Regions from separate parts of the Homo sapiens genome. Here regions 1, 2 and 4 are each linked to region 3. A link is a contact called in ENCODE Hi-C or POLR2A ChIA-PET data. All regions are on one chromosome and are shown on one strand. Each heading gives the region's core, a stretch centred on a gene start or an enhancer-like site at or near the end of the contact. The rest is flanking DNA. Distances are from core to core; before and after follow the strand shown. Region 1 overlaps LIMD1 (LIM domain containing 1). Region 2 overlaps LIMD1 (LIM domain containing 1). Region 3 holds the start of LZTFL1 (leucine zipper transcription factor like 1). Region 4 holds the start of LIMD1 (LIM domain containing 1).

Region 1 (3,154 bases), core at 567-3,066, 190 kb before region 3:
AGTAGAGATGGGGTTTCACCCTGTTGGCCAAGCTGGTGTCGAACTCCTGACCTCAAGTGATCTGCCTACCTCAGCCTCCCAAAGTGCTGGGATTATAGGCATGAGACACCACACTCGGCCTATCAGTCAATATTTTATAAACGGCTGATGTAAATAAAGAAAATAAAGAGCATTTTGACTACTGTCTTCTAAACTGTAAAAATGGTCTATTGAGTATATATTTAGTGTGACGATCATCAGCTATTTCCTAGTGGAGGGAATTCCTTTACTGGAAGCAGGACGATTCTGAAACTAGAATTATAAAGATGTAACACTGACACTCCCACCCCCAGTTTATGTTTGATGCTGATTATTCAGGGATGGTTTAGGTCTTAGCATTTTTGACCAAGATGAACAGCATCAAATGGAAGTGCCAGTTCAGAGACAAGCCTGAGGCATAGTCTGACTTGGTGGTTCTCAAAGTGTGGTCCCTGGACTAGCACCATCAGCATCACTAGGGAACTTAACTAGAAATGCAGAGTCTCGGGCCCCTTCCCACACTTACTAAGTCAGCAGTCTGTGTTTCAACAAACTCACCTGGTGGTTCTGAAGCATGCTAAGGTTTGAGAACCACCTAAGTTTTTGGTGTTTATCCCTCGGCTATTCCATTTTGTCCTCTGTCCTTATTAGCTCTGCCAAAGCCGCAGCAGCTCCCTAGTGTTACGTCTCTACGTATGAGCCGCCATAACAAGTCAGTGAGGACAGTGAAATTTGCCTCTTCAAGGGAGCAGAAGGAAGTTTAATTGGGAATGCCAGGAAATCCATCTACTTCCCTGGAAGGACTGAACGTTTATACCGCCCCCTCACAAATCCTTATGTTGAATCTCTAATCCCAACATGATGGTATTTGGAGGTGGAGTCTTTGGGAGGTGATTAAGTTATGAGAGTGGATACTTCCTGAATGGGATTAGTGTCCTTATAAGAAGAGCTCAGAGATGTAGTTAGTTCCCTTTCCACCATGTGAGAAAACAGCAGGAAGACAGCCATCTGTAAATCAGGAACTGGATCCTCACCAAGAACCTGACCCTACTAGCACCCTGATGTTGGACTTCCAACCTCCAGAGCTGTGAGAAATAAATGTCTATTGTTTAAGCTACTCACTTTATGGTATTTTGTTCTAACAGCCTAAAATGACTAAGACATTCCCCTTAGTCTGAGAGATATTCCTTTTGGAACAGAAAACAAGAGAGACAGTATAGTGTGGTGGAAAGAGTGTTGACTTTGCACAAGAGAGACCTGGGTTCGAATCTCAACTTTTCTATTTAACTTTTAGCTACATAGGTGAATTTAACCTCTTTAGCTTTTGTTTCTCCATCAGAAAAAAAAAAAAAAGCATCAGTAACTCAACCGTAATATAGTAAGTGAGTTTCCTTTTTCTTTTTCTTTCTTTTTTTTTTTGAGACGGAGTCTCACTCTGTCGCCAGGCTGGAGTGCAGTGGTGCAATCTCGGCTCACTGCAACCTCGGCCTCCCGGGTTCAAGCGATTCTCCTGCCTCAGCTTCCTGAGTAGCTGGGATTACAGGCACGCACCACCACACCCAGCTGGTTTTTGTATTTTTAGTAGGGACGGGGTTTCACCATGTTGGCCAGGATGGTCTTGGTCTCCTGACCTCATGATCCGCCCACCTTGGCCTCCCAAAGTGCTGAGATTACAGGCGTGAGCCACCACGCCCAGCCGACAAGTGAGTTTCAACTGCCCAAACGTCAGGGCACATTATTGCAAGATTAATGAAATGACTCAAGCAGGCCTCCAGGGCTGGCTGGCTTGGGGTAAATTGTGCTGCTTCAACCTGTCCTTGTCCTGGCTGTGGTTTGGCACCACCTAGTGGCGGTTGGGTGCTCTAGCTTAAATGTCAATAAGGAGGATTCTGGATCCTGCTCTTGATTGGAACTTTCAGGACAGTGGCAGTGATTCCAGGAATTTTCAGGTTAGTTGGCGTCTGTTTCATTGGCCAAATCTGGGGTGATTCAGCCTGGAGAATACCTTTTCTGCCTCCCTGCTTCTCAGCACCAGGTTGCTTGCTGTTTCCTACCTGGCCTCAGCCTCCTCTCAGCAACCCCCTTTCTCCAAAGATACAAACTTTAGCCTGTCTCCAAGTGGAAGGTTACCTATCAAGTTACATCTAAATGCCTGTCATCACAAGGAGTTTTTACGGAGCTGTTCATGACACTTAAGTGAGACATGAGGCAAGTAAAAGGCCCAGTACCTAGAAAGTGTTTGAATGAAAATTCCCTTTTCCGGCCAGATATGGTAACTCACACCTGTAATCTCAACGCTTTGGGAGGCCAAGGCGGGAGGATTGCTGAGACCAGGAGTTCGAGGCTGCAGTGAGCTATGATTGTACCACTGCACTCCAGCCTGGGCAACAGAGCAAGACGCTGTCTCAAAAAAAAAAAAAAAAAAAAGGAAAAAGAAAGAAAGGCCTGTCCCATTTCCTGGCAGAAGAGAGAAACTGGATTCTGCATATAGGTGTGCATCCAACAAGCATTAAATACTGCTGCATGGCCTCATGGTGCAGTGGAACAAGCACAGTCTTCACAGTCAGACAAATCTGGGTTCCCATCCTGCCCACTTACTACCTGGGTAAGCCTCAATTTCCTTACTTATGAAATGAAAACGATAATGTGTAATTCATAAGTATCATATTTTTACTCCAGAAAGTTAGGAGTAATCCTTGGGTGTGATTTCAAGTGATTCCCAAAAATAATCAATTCCTGTATCCTTGTACTGCTCCATGACATTGACATGTGATGTGTTTTATTTCTGCCCGACTCTTTACTGAACCCTTTCTACGCTCACTGAAACCTGGAGTAGGTGATGGCTTTGAGTAGGAAATGACTTTGTGAGTTTCTTCCGTAAAAGGCATGTGACAGTACAGGGTCAGAAGGTGGAGTGATGCAGTAACCTGTGTGGCAAAGTTTTCAAGCATTTAAAAATATATGTGAAAGCCCTAAACATAGTACTTAGACCACAGAAGACAATCAGTAGATGTTAGGCTTTTCTCCCACTCAGAATACAAACAAATATATTTTGATACACTATCCAGTTTCTAACCTCAGGTGGTCTTTCAAAACCGAAGTGAAAAATGAAGTGTGAGTTCTTCAGAGCAAACTA
Region 2 (3,273 bases), core at 642-3,141, 230 kb before region 3:
CAAGGGAGGCTGATTTCATGATTGCCAACCACCAAGTGAGCCCACTGAGGCCAAATGCCTGATGCAAGGGATGGCAGGCTGCTCCCACGCAGCCTTAGAACGAATCCGTTCCCACTTGAAGCAGGGGGGCTCTGGGGTCCGAAGCTGCTGTGTGCACAGGGCTTGATGGAGCAGGTGGTCATTGCAGCTGAGCCAACTTTCCAGCGCCTTAAAAAATACACTCAGTTTAGCAAGTACAGGCAGAAAGCCCAAAGAGATGGCCCATCCCCTTGAGGGAGGTAGAGAAGTGAACGATGGTGTTTCCTGTCCCAAGAGGTGGGAGGAAGGCTGTTTGGGATTTGGCTCATCAGGGGCCACAGGCTACTGGGATGCCTATGTCCTATCCCTCTGTGTAGGCTATGGAGCCCTTTCCTGGGTATGGGCCTCCCAATAAGCCTGTGGCCAATGCAGGGGCAGGCTGGGAGGTGGCTTTCCAGGCAGCTTGCAAAGGCCTGTTTGTCTGAGGCTTGTCCTGACATCACTGAGGCTTTGCTTGCAGGTGGCAGGGACTTACACAGAGGCTCTTTGTTGGCCAGCCACAGAGGTCAGTTAGAAGCCATGAATGGACTGGAGCTGGCAGCCCCTCCTCTACCCATAGCACACAGCTGCCACCTCTCTGGGTTGCCCATGCCTGACGGTGGGTGTGTGAGGTGTGGGGAGAGGCATCTCTGCCCAAATTTGTAGCCAGAGAGCAGAGGAAGTGAAGTTGGTGGGAGGCGGTGAGGAAGGCAGGGAGAAAGAAAGGAGGTGGTGTTGAGGAAGCTAGCATGGCTTCTGCCCAGCTCTGTCATGGTTTGCAGGTGCGCGCTCTCTCTCTCTCTCTCTCTCTCTCTCTCTTTAAAGACAAATTCTCACTCTGTACCCAGGTTAGAGTTCAGTGGCACCATCTTAGCTCACTGTAGCCTTGGCTTCCTGGGCTCAAGCAATCCTCCCATCCCAGCCCCCCGAATAACTGGAAACACAGGTATGCACAACCATGCCTGGCTAATTTGTTAATTTTTGTAGAGGCAGGGTCTCGCTGTCTTGCCCAGGCTGGTCTTGAACTCCTGGGCTCAAGTGATCCTCCCACCTCGGCCTCCCAAAGTGCTAGGATAACAGGTGTGAGCCACTGTGCCAGGCCTTTTGCAGGCTATTTGATGTCTGCATTGGATACTTGGGGTCAGGCTCAATGCCTGGAAGTCATTTAGTGTCATTCTGCTGTGCTCTATTACTTTAAGCATTCACAAGCCTTTCCACACTCTCACTTCTTGATAGGAGGAGTGTCTAGGAATTGTTTTCAAAATGCTGTATTTGCATACAGAGAAATGTGTAGTTCAGTGAGTTTTGACAGATGCATGCACCTGTGTGACCCACATTCCTATCAAGATATAGAATAGTTCCATCCCCAGAAAGTTCCCTCATGCTTCTTTCCAGTTAGTGCTCACCTCCAGGCAACTACAATTCTGATTTTTTAAAATCATTTATTAGTTTTGCCCATTCTAAGATGTAATATAAATGGATTCATATAGTATTTATATACAGTTGATCTTCATTATCCACAGATTCTGTATTTGTGAATCAGCTTACTTGCTAAAATTTATTTGTAACCCCAAAATTAATACTCACAGTTCTTTTGTGATCATTCACAGATATAACAGAGTGCTGAAAAGTTTGAGTCCCCTGACGCCTATCTTCCCAGCTGAAGTCGAACAAGGCAACGCTCCGCCTTCTTGTTTCAGGTCATGCAGTAAACAGGTGTCCTTTTCATGGTCTATTTAGTGCCATGGTTTTTGCATTTTTGTGGTTTTTGTTGATGATTTTGCTGTTTCAAATGGCCCCCAGGCACAGTGCTGGAGTGCTTTCTAGTGTTCCTAAGAGCAAGAGGGCTGTGATGTGCTTTACAACGAGAATATGTATGAGAGAAGCTTTCTTCAGGCACGAGCTACAGGGCTGTTGGCTGAGGGTTCGATGTTAATGAATCAACAATATATACTAAGGAAGGTGTCTCTAAATAGAAGCACACATAAAACAAGGTCATATATTCATCAGTTGATGAAAGTGTTGTGGTCAGAAGTTTTCAGAAACCTAACCCTGTATTTCTGCCAGAAGCAGTGGTTCAGTATTGACTGATTCAGTATTCTTGCCAAATAATGAGAATCAACTATAGTACTCCTTTGTCCAGCTTATTTCACTCAGATAATATCTGTGAAATTCAGCTATGCTGTTGCATTATCAACTGGGCTTTTTGCATTATCAATTGTGCTTTTGTTTTACTGCTGAGTAATATTACATTGTATGGATACACCACAAGATTTGTTTTTCCATTTCCCTGTTGAGGTTTTTTTTTTTTTTTCATTTTTGGCTATTATGAATAAGTCTGTTAGGATTGTTTTTGTGTAAGACTTTGGGTTTTTTTTTTGTTTGTTTTTTTCTTTTGTAAATATGGGATCTCGCTATGTTGTCCAGGTTGGTTTTGAACTCCTGGCTTCAAGTGATTCTCCTGCCTTGGCCTCCTAAAGTGCTGGAATTATAGGCATGAGCCACTGCACCTTATATGTACAAGTCTTTGTATAGACACAGGCTTTCGTTTCTCTTGGGTAAATACCTAGGAGTAGAATTGCTGGATCATGGAGTAGGTGTATGTATAACTTTTTTAGCAACTGCCAAAAACTTTTCCAAAGTGGCCGTGCCACTTAGCATTCCCACAGCAGTGTGAAAGTTCCTCTGATTCTCCAGCTGTTTTTAGAATTTCTTGGGGGCCCTGCTTTACTTGTTGCTTTCTAAGCCACCTGTTCTCTGAGCTGGCAACGCTTGGCTGATACCCTCCCAATTTCCTCTGTTAAAATATTATCTTCACAAGATATTTTATTCCTTTCTTGATAGTGATGGGCTGTGAGCCCATCACTATTTTACTTTGCTTCTTTGCTCTCTTAAGAGTTTGATTTAAAAAACATTTTTTTGTTTTTGCTTTTACCAGTTTTCTCTAGTACAGAAATCCTCTTAGGCTGGGCACAGTGGCTCATGCTTGTCATCCCAGCACTTTGGGAGGCCGAGGCGGGTGGATCACGAGGTCAGGAGATCGAGACCATCCTGGCTAACATGGTGAAACCCAGCCTCTACAACAAATATAAAAAATTAGCCGGGCGTGGTGGCGGGCACCTGTAGTTAAAAAAAAAAAAAAAAAAGGAAATCCTCTGCCCGGGTGCTGTGGTTCACGCACTTTGTAATCCCAGCACTTTGGGAGCTGAGGCAGGG
Region 3 (3,024 bases), core at 427-2,926:
CTATCTACCTTGGTAACAGTCTGTTACCAAGTCACTTAACCCCAATGACATTAGTTTTACTATCTGCTAAATGAGAGGTAGATATGATGATCAGTCCTAAAATGGTTAGAAACAATGGGAGGTATCCAAGTGGGGAAGTCAGAATTTGTTTGAATTTTATTGTAGAAATATTCCGTTAAAATAATAATAAAAAGAGCTGAAAACATACAGCAAGAAATCCTGCCAGAGCATTGCCAAGCTAGTGTCTTGAAATTGTACCACAAATTGTGTATGTGTGTTTAGGGGGAAGGGGATAGAAGAGAAATGGGTAAGGTACCAGAAAGGGTTCCCTGTTCTTAACCATGCCCACAAATCCATATACAATTTAAGATAAGTACAAGGAGGAAACTGTAATGATAAAAATGAGCACAGTTTAATAATACCTATCAGATACTGAATGCTTAATATTTTCACAGGTACTGCACTGTTTACACGCATTATCTTACTTATCATATTAACAGTCTTGTGTAGTTATTATCTGCAATTTACTAATGAAGAACCTGAGCCTGATTCCAAAGCCTCAGTTGTTAACTGATGGAAAGGAATGACAGAAGATAGAACAGGAAGAGATACCAATTTTTTTGTGATTTGTTTTCAACGTGTTCTCCTGATATTTTAGGGAAATCAAGAGAATGAGTGGAGAGGCTCTAAACTCAAGAAGGGGAGGGAGCAATCTGTTTAGCTCACAGGTGTCTTCTCAGCTCCCAGACAGCGCTTGGAACACAGTGTGGACTAAATAGAAATTCTGGTTGCTGAAGTATTTCAGTAGCTATTTCAGGTGGTGCTCTCAACCCTGGTTTCATCCGTTTTCCTGAACATTTCAGTGCTGTGCACTGTTCTAAGTATGACTGGTATTTAAGATGGCATGCTATATTCGCTGGAGGGATTAATGATATTTTTTGAGCAAGCCAAAACAAAGGAAATGTCACCCAAATTCCTCAGCTGTAATACGGGGTGCTGGGATTCTTAAAGTCACCTCCACATCAGAAAGTTGGATTTCAATCACACAGAAAGCTGGATTCGTTCTCCCTGCTCCTCTGGTTACCGCGCGCGCGCGTGTGTCTGTGTAAACCTTAGAGCTTCCTGAAACTGAGTGAGAACCCTGCGTATGTGTTAATGTGTGTGTGTGCGTAAACTTGGAGCTTCTTGAAATAGAGTTAAGAACCCTGCCGTGCACCTTAGGCCGGCAGCAGTTTCCTCTATCTCTCCTCACCTGCCACCTAAGAGTTGTGCCTTGGCTCCAGCCCCCGCAGGCAGGAGAGAAACGAAGCGATGCGGCGGAGCTGGGCTGCTGGGAAAAGGCTTCACCCAGGATTACCCCAGAAGGGCTTGGGCTGCGGTTAACCGAATCTCTCGCGCCCGGCGCAGCTCCCCTTCTCAGGGAGGCTGAGGTGCGGCCAGACCCAACGAGGCCACGTAATCATTCCGGGCCCACCCGCTCAGTGTCTCCAGCCCCGGCCGCGCTCTCTCCTGTGCGCGGTGCGGCGCCTGAGGGTCGGTTACTCACCATGGCGGCAGGCAGCGGCGGCAGCCTAAAGGAACGGGAGAGGCCAGGCGGTGCCCCGCCAAGCCTGGGATCGCCGAGGGTAGTTGGACCACAGAAAATGGGGAAGGAGGGTAGGTTGTTTAGAAGCCTCTGGTTGCTAACGGAAACCGAGGCACGTGGACTGCAATTATGCATTTTCATTGGTCCTCAGGATCACGCGACAGGAAGTATTGCGTAACCGGTTGACTGCCACATGCGCATTGGCTTCCAGGGCCGGAAGTCCCACCTTTTTGTGCCAGTTCACTTTTGGGAGCTGACTGCAGTTGCAGAAGGTAGCGGGAGGGTTGGGCTGCCTGGAGTTGCGTGTGGCCACCAACGCGCTTCGCGCCTCGTGGCGTCCGCTTATGGATTGTTGGGAAGTTCTTGTCCAGAACTTCCTGTGGCATAGGTGACCCCAAGGATGAATGGACATCCCAGACCTTTCAATGGTCTCATAGGGCGCGGCCCAGACATTTTTTTTTTTCAGGAGTTCCTACCTGAGCATCAGGGTGGCTGAGACAGGCCAACAACACCAATGCCAGCAGGTTCTCAAATAGAGCTTCAAACGACCCCTCCCCATGACTCCGCCCATTATTATTACTGTGTTGTTATTATCTTCTCTTATATTTCCAGCTAAAAGTCTCTAGCAACATTTTTCCATTTAAAAAAAATGCAAAAAGCATGGGTTTTCTCCGAGAGCAGTGAATTTCAAAAGGTTCCATATGCCTGGAACTACTATGGAAGCTTGTTGAACAAATTCCTGGGCCTTATCTCCAGAAATTCTGATTCACAAGTCTAGCTTGGGTCCTTGGGATCTGCACTTTTTAACCGATGTTCCAGGAGTGATCACAGATCAGGACCACTCTTAGAAACACTGGCTTGGAAGGACAAGTGTAGGATGAGATCGATTATTGCAAATACCAGGGACTCAGAGTCCTTCACTCACATGATACAGAGGTGATGTGCAGGCATTTGCCCACAGAAGGATCTCAAGCCTTGGGTCAAGAACAGTAAACAAGGTTCTCCTGTGTGTCACCTGGAGCATTCCAATGCACGGAATGATGGCCTGAAGGCAGTGGCGTGGGTATGCCCAACTTCAGCTTTGGCTAGGCTCCCTACCCTTGGCACTGCAATGGCATTTGGGCAGGATCCCTGTCTTCTTGAAAGATTCCTAAGGGCAGATTCTCTCAACCCTGAATATTAACCCCTTCCAAGCTCAGTTAAACTTCCCCTTTACCATCCCACCTCCCCATTTCTGTTTAGTGAGTGTTGTTGAATTTGGTTGCCATTATTTAGTGCCTACTATGAGCTATTAATAGACACATTCCATTCCAGTAGTTAATCCTCATAATACGTGGTTCTTTCCTCTGTAGACATTCGTTGTGTTCACATAGTGAGAGGGTCACTTTACAAGGTGTTGTGGGTGCGAGATGAAGTTCATAAAAACTTTTATGACTGAT
Region 4 (2,904 bases), core at 194-2,693, 250 kb before region 3:
GCCATGCGGGGGCGCCAAGGAGTCAGGCCTGGTGTCCCTGCAGCCGCGCGGATCCACTTGCAGATGGGTCCCTCTACGAATAACGAGCCTACTAGGGCACGTGCTTTTACTGCTGCACTGAGGACGTGAAATGCGCGCAGGCACAACGAGACTTTCTTCTTTTTCGCTCTTTCAGAGGGCCCGGGCTCCCATCTACGCTTTGCTGGTTACGTTGGCATGTTGGGCATTTCCCCCTCTCTGCCTCAGTCTCCCGACCTGTCAAAGAGGACGGTGGGCCAGCCATGGGTGACACGCCCGTGCGCCTCTCCAATAGTGCACCTCGGGCAAGCCGGGCGGCGGGCACAGCCTGGACGGTGCCGGCCTCGAGAGGCACAAAGGGCTGGCTTTCCACCGGGGAAACTGAGGCAGTGGAGCGAGGAGCGGCGTCCTCGAAAGTCCTCGCAAACTCCCAGCGCCTGTGTTGGGCCCATGCAGGCTACCCAGGCCGCCCGTCTCCGAGCGGAGGACCCCGCCCAGCGCTGCCAGGGGCGGGGCCGGGCTGAGGACCCGAGGCTGGAAGGGAGGTCGGAGCACCCAATTCGGTCCAGGACTCGCAGGGGGCGGCAGTGGCGGCGGCGAAGTCCCGTGCAGTCCCAGTGCTAGAGCGTGGGACGGACTTGTGGGGCACCCCTCGGTGTTCTCCAGCCAGGCCTGGGGGCAGGAGGCCCAGCCACGCTGCCGGGTGCAGGCCTGCCCCTGGGCGCCCGCCCGCGCGCCGTCCCCGCCCCTCGGCCGCCCCCTCCGCCCCGGCGCGGGCTCGGGACGTGCAGAGCCGGCGAGCGAGCAGCAGGGACTGCGCCTGGCGCACTCACTTCCGCGTCCCGCCGCCCTCCGGCCCGCGCGCGCCGATCCGCCGCCGCCATCGGACAATGGGCCGCCAGCCCCAGCTGCCGTGAACTTCCTGCCGCTGCTCGGCCGCCCGTGCGTCCCGGACGGCGTTCCTGCCAGGCGCCGGCCGGGATCGCAGCTCCGGGGAAGCAGCGGAGGACCCAGCGCCTGGAACGTACCTGCGCCTCAGCCGCCGCGCGTTTGCTCCGGCCCGACTCGCGGCCTCGGCGCCCTCCCGGCCGATTCAGCTTCACCCGGCCCAGTCGGCTGCTGCCTTGCTGTGAGTTTCCGTGTTTGGTTGCCTAAGGAGGATGTGATTTTACTTTTTTGCTGTTTTCTTTTTCCTTTTATAATTTGAAGAGGAGAAAAGAACTCCGCTGAGCAGGCCCGGGACGGCGAAGTGCCACCAGCTACCCCAACAAGGACGTCTCCAGGGGAAAGGGAGTTGGAAGCAAACTTGGTCCAGCTGGCGTTGAGGTCTCAACTTCGGCTGGACTCTTAAATCCTGGGGTCATGCCCTTCACGCTAGGCAGGTGGAAGTCTTTACTTGTACTGGGCCGGACTTGAGCCCCGACCCTTCGCCAGCATCTCCCCGCTGCCCTCAACACACACACACACACACACACACACACACACACACACACACACACACACACACACACACACACACGGCACCTGGGCTAGGCCCGGACACCTGTCTGCAGCATGGATAAGTATGACGACCTGGGCCTGGAGGCCAGTAAATTCATCGAGGACCTGAACATGTATGAGGCCTCTAAGGATGGGCTCTTCCGAGTGGACAAGGGTGCAGGCAACAACCCCGAGTTTGAGGAAACTCGCAGGGTGTTCGCCACCAAGATGGCCAAAATCCACCTCCAGCAGCAGCAGCAGCAGCTCCTGCAGGAGGAGACTCTGCCCAGGGGGAGTAGAGGCCCTGTCAATGGAGGGGGCCGCCTGGGCCCACAGGCCCGTTGGGAAGTTGTGGGCAGCAAGCTGACTGTGGATGGTGCTGCCAAGCCTCCTCTTGCTGCCTCGACAGGGGCACCTGGGGCAGTCACCACCCTCGCTGCTGGGCAGCCCCCGTACCCACCGCAGGAGCAGAGATCCAGGCCATACCTGCATGGCACGAGGCATGGCAGCCAGGACTGTGGTTCCAGGGAGAGCCTGGCGACTTCTGAGATGTCTGCTTTCCACCAGCCAGGCCCCTGTGAGGATCCTTCCTGCCTCACTCATGGAGACTATTATGACAACCTCTCCTTGGCAAGCCCAAAGTGGGGTGACAAACCAGGAGTGTCCCCCAGCATCGGCCTGAGTGTAGGGAGTGGGTGGCCTAGCTCCCCGGGGAGTGACCCACCACTGCCCAAACCCTGCGGGGACCATCCCCTAAATCACCGACAGCTCTCCCTGAGCTCCAGCAGGTCTTCTGAGGGTAGCCTCGGTGGTCAGAATAGTGGCATTGGTGGCCGCAGCAGCGAGAAGCCAACAGGCCTTTGGTCCACTGCCTCCTCCCAGCGGGTGAGCCCTGGCCTGCCTTCCCCAAACTTGGAGAACGGAGCACCAGCTGTGGGGCCTGTTCAGCCCAGGACCCCTTCTGTGTCAGCACCCTTGGCCCTGAGCTGCCCCAGGCAAGGAGGTCTTCCAAGATCAAACTCGGGGCTGGGGGGTGAGGTTTCAGGTGTGATGTCCAAACCCAATGTGGACCCCCAACCCTGGTTCCAGGATGGGCCCAAATCTTACCTTTCCAGTTCTGCCCCGTCATCCTCGCCAGCTGGTCTGGACGGTTCACAGCAGGGTGCGGTCCCTGGGCTGGGGCCGAAGCCTGGCTGCACAGACCTTGGCACTGGTCCCAAGCTCAGCCCCACCAGTCTTGTCCATCCAGTGATGTCCACCCTGCCTGAGTTATCTTGTAAAGAGGGTCCCCTGGGCTGGTCTTCTGATGGTAGCCTGGGATCTGTGCTCCTGGACAGCCCCAGCTCCCCTAGGGTAAGGCTGCCCTGCCAGCCCCTCGTCCCAGGTCCTGAGCTGAGACCCTCTGCT

What was found. Hi-C counts contacts between places; a loop is a spot of excess contacts on that map. ChIA-PET counts read pairs that join two places held with the same protein, here RNA polymerase II (POLR2A). Pooled maps may share reads with other maps.
Region 1: a pooled map shows a loop between it and region 3 (2.7-fold over the local background). The contact joins the enhancer-like site here to the promoter of LZTFL1 in region 3. A Hi-C loop is called at or near these places in 1 of 168 maps with a recorded cell type or tissue (mammary epithelial cell) and 9 of 50 pooled maps. POLR2A ChIA-PET finds 5 or more read pairs at or near these places in 2 of 52 experiments (T-cell and activated T-cell).
Region 2: a pooled map shows a loop between it and region 3 (2.7-fold over the local background). The contact joins the enhancer-like site here to the promoter of LZTFL1 in region 3. A Hi-C loop is called at or near these places in 1 of 50 pooled maps. POLR2A ChIA-PET finds 5 or more read pairs at or near these places in 3 of 52 experiments (AG04449, H1 and HEK293).
Region 4: a loop to region 3 is called in a map of B cell, with 11 times the contacts of the local background. The contact joins the promoter of LIMD1 here to the promoter of LZTFL1 in region 3. A Hi-C loop is called at or near these places in 5 of 168 maps with a recorded cell type or tissue (B cell, HCT116, ascending aorta and 2 more) and 12 of 50 pooled maps. POLR2A ChIA-PET finds 5 or more read pairs at or near these places in 4 of 52 experiments (AG04449, H1, HEK293 and 1 more).

What each region holds. Positions count from the first base shown.
Region 1 is chr3:45,655,100-45,658,253 of GRCh38, forward strand. The region is part of intron 2 of LIMD1 (LIM domain containing 1); the gene reads left to right. Among named protein-coding and RNA genes, the nearest start is that of LIMD1-AS1, 32 kb to the right of the region's middle. Within about 2 kb of position 1,817, at least 8 of the 41 ENCODE cell types and tissues checked have a DNase peak (open chromatin) inside an H3K27ac peak, as active enhancers do.
Region 2 is chr3:45,611,225-45,614,497 of GRCh38, forward strand. The region is part of intron 1 of LIMD1 (LIM domain containing 1); the gene reads left to right. Among named protein-coding and RNA genes, the nearest start is that of LIMD1, 18 kb to the left of the region's middle. RefSeq lists enhancers at 498-567, 1,625-1,674. Within about 2 kb of position 1,892, at least 6 of the 41 ENCODE cell types and tissues checked have a DNase peak (open chromatin) inside an H3K27ac peak, as active enhancers do.
Region 3 is chr3:45,840,443-45,843,466 of GRCh38, forward strand. LZTFL1 (leucine zipper transcription factor like 1) reads right to left here and starts at 1,677. Exons shown (of 10, transcript NM_020347.4): 1 at 1,547-1,677. The coding sequence starts at 1,549.
Region 4 is chr3:45,593,308-45,596,211 of GRCh38, forward strand. It overlaps LIMD1 (LIM domain containing 1), which reads left to right and starts at 1,444. Exons shown (of 8, transcript NM_014240.3): 1 at 1,444-2,904. The coding sequence starts at 1,573. RefSeq lists silencers at 451-920, 931-1,060 and an enhancer at 1,151-1,320.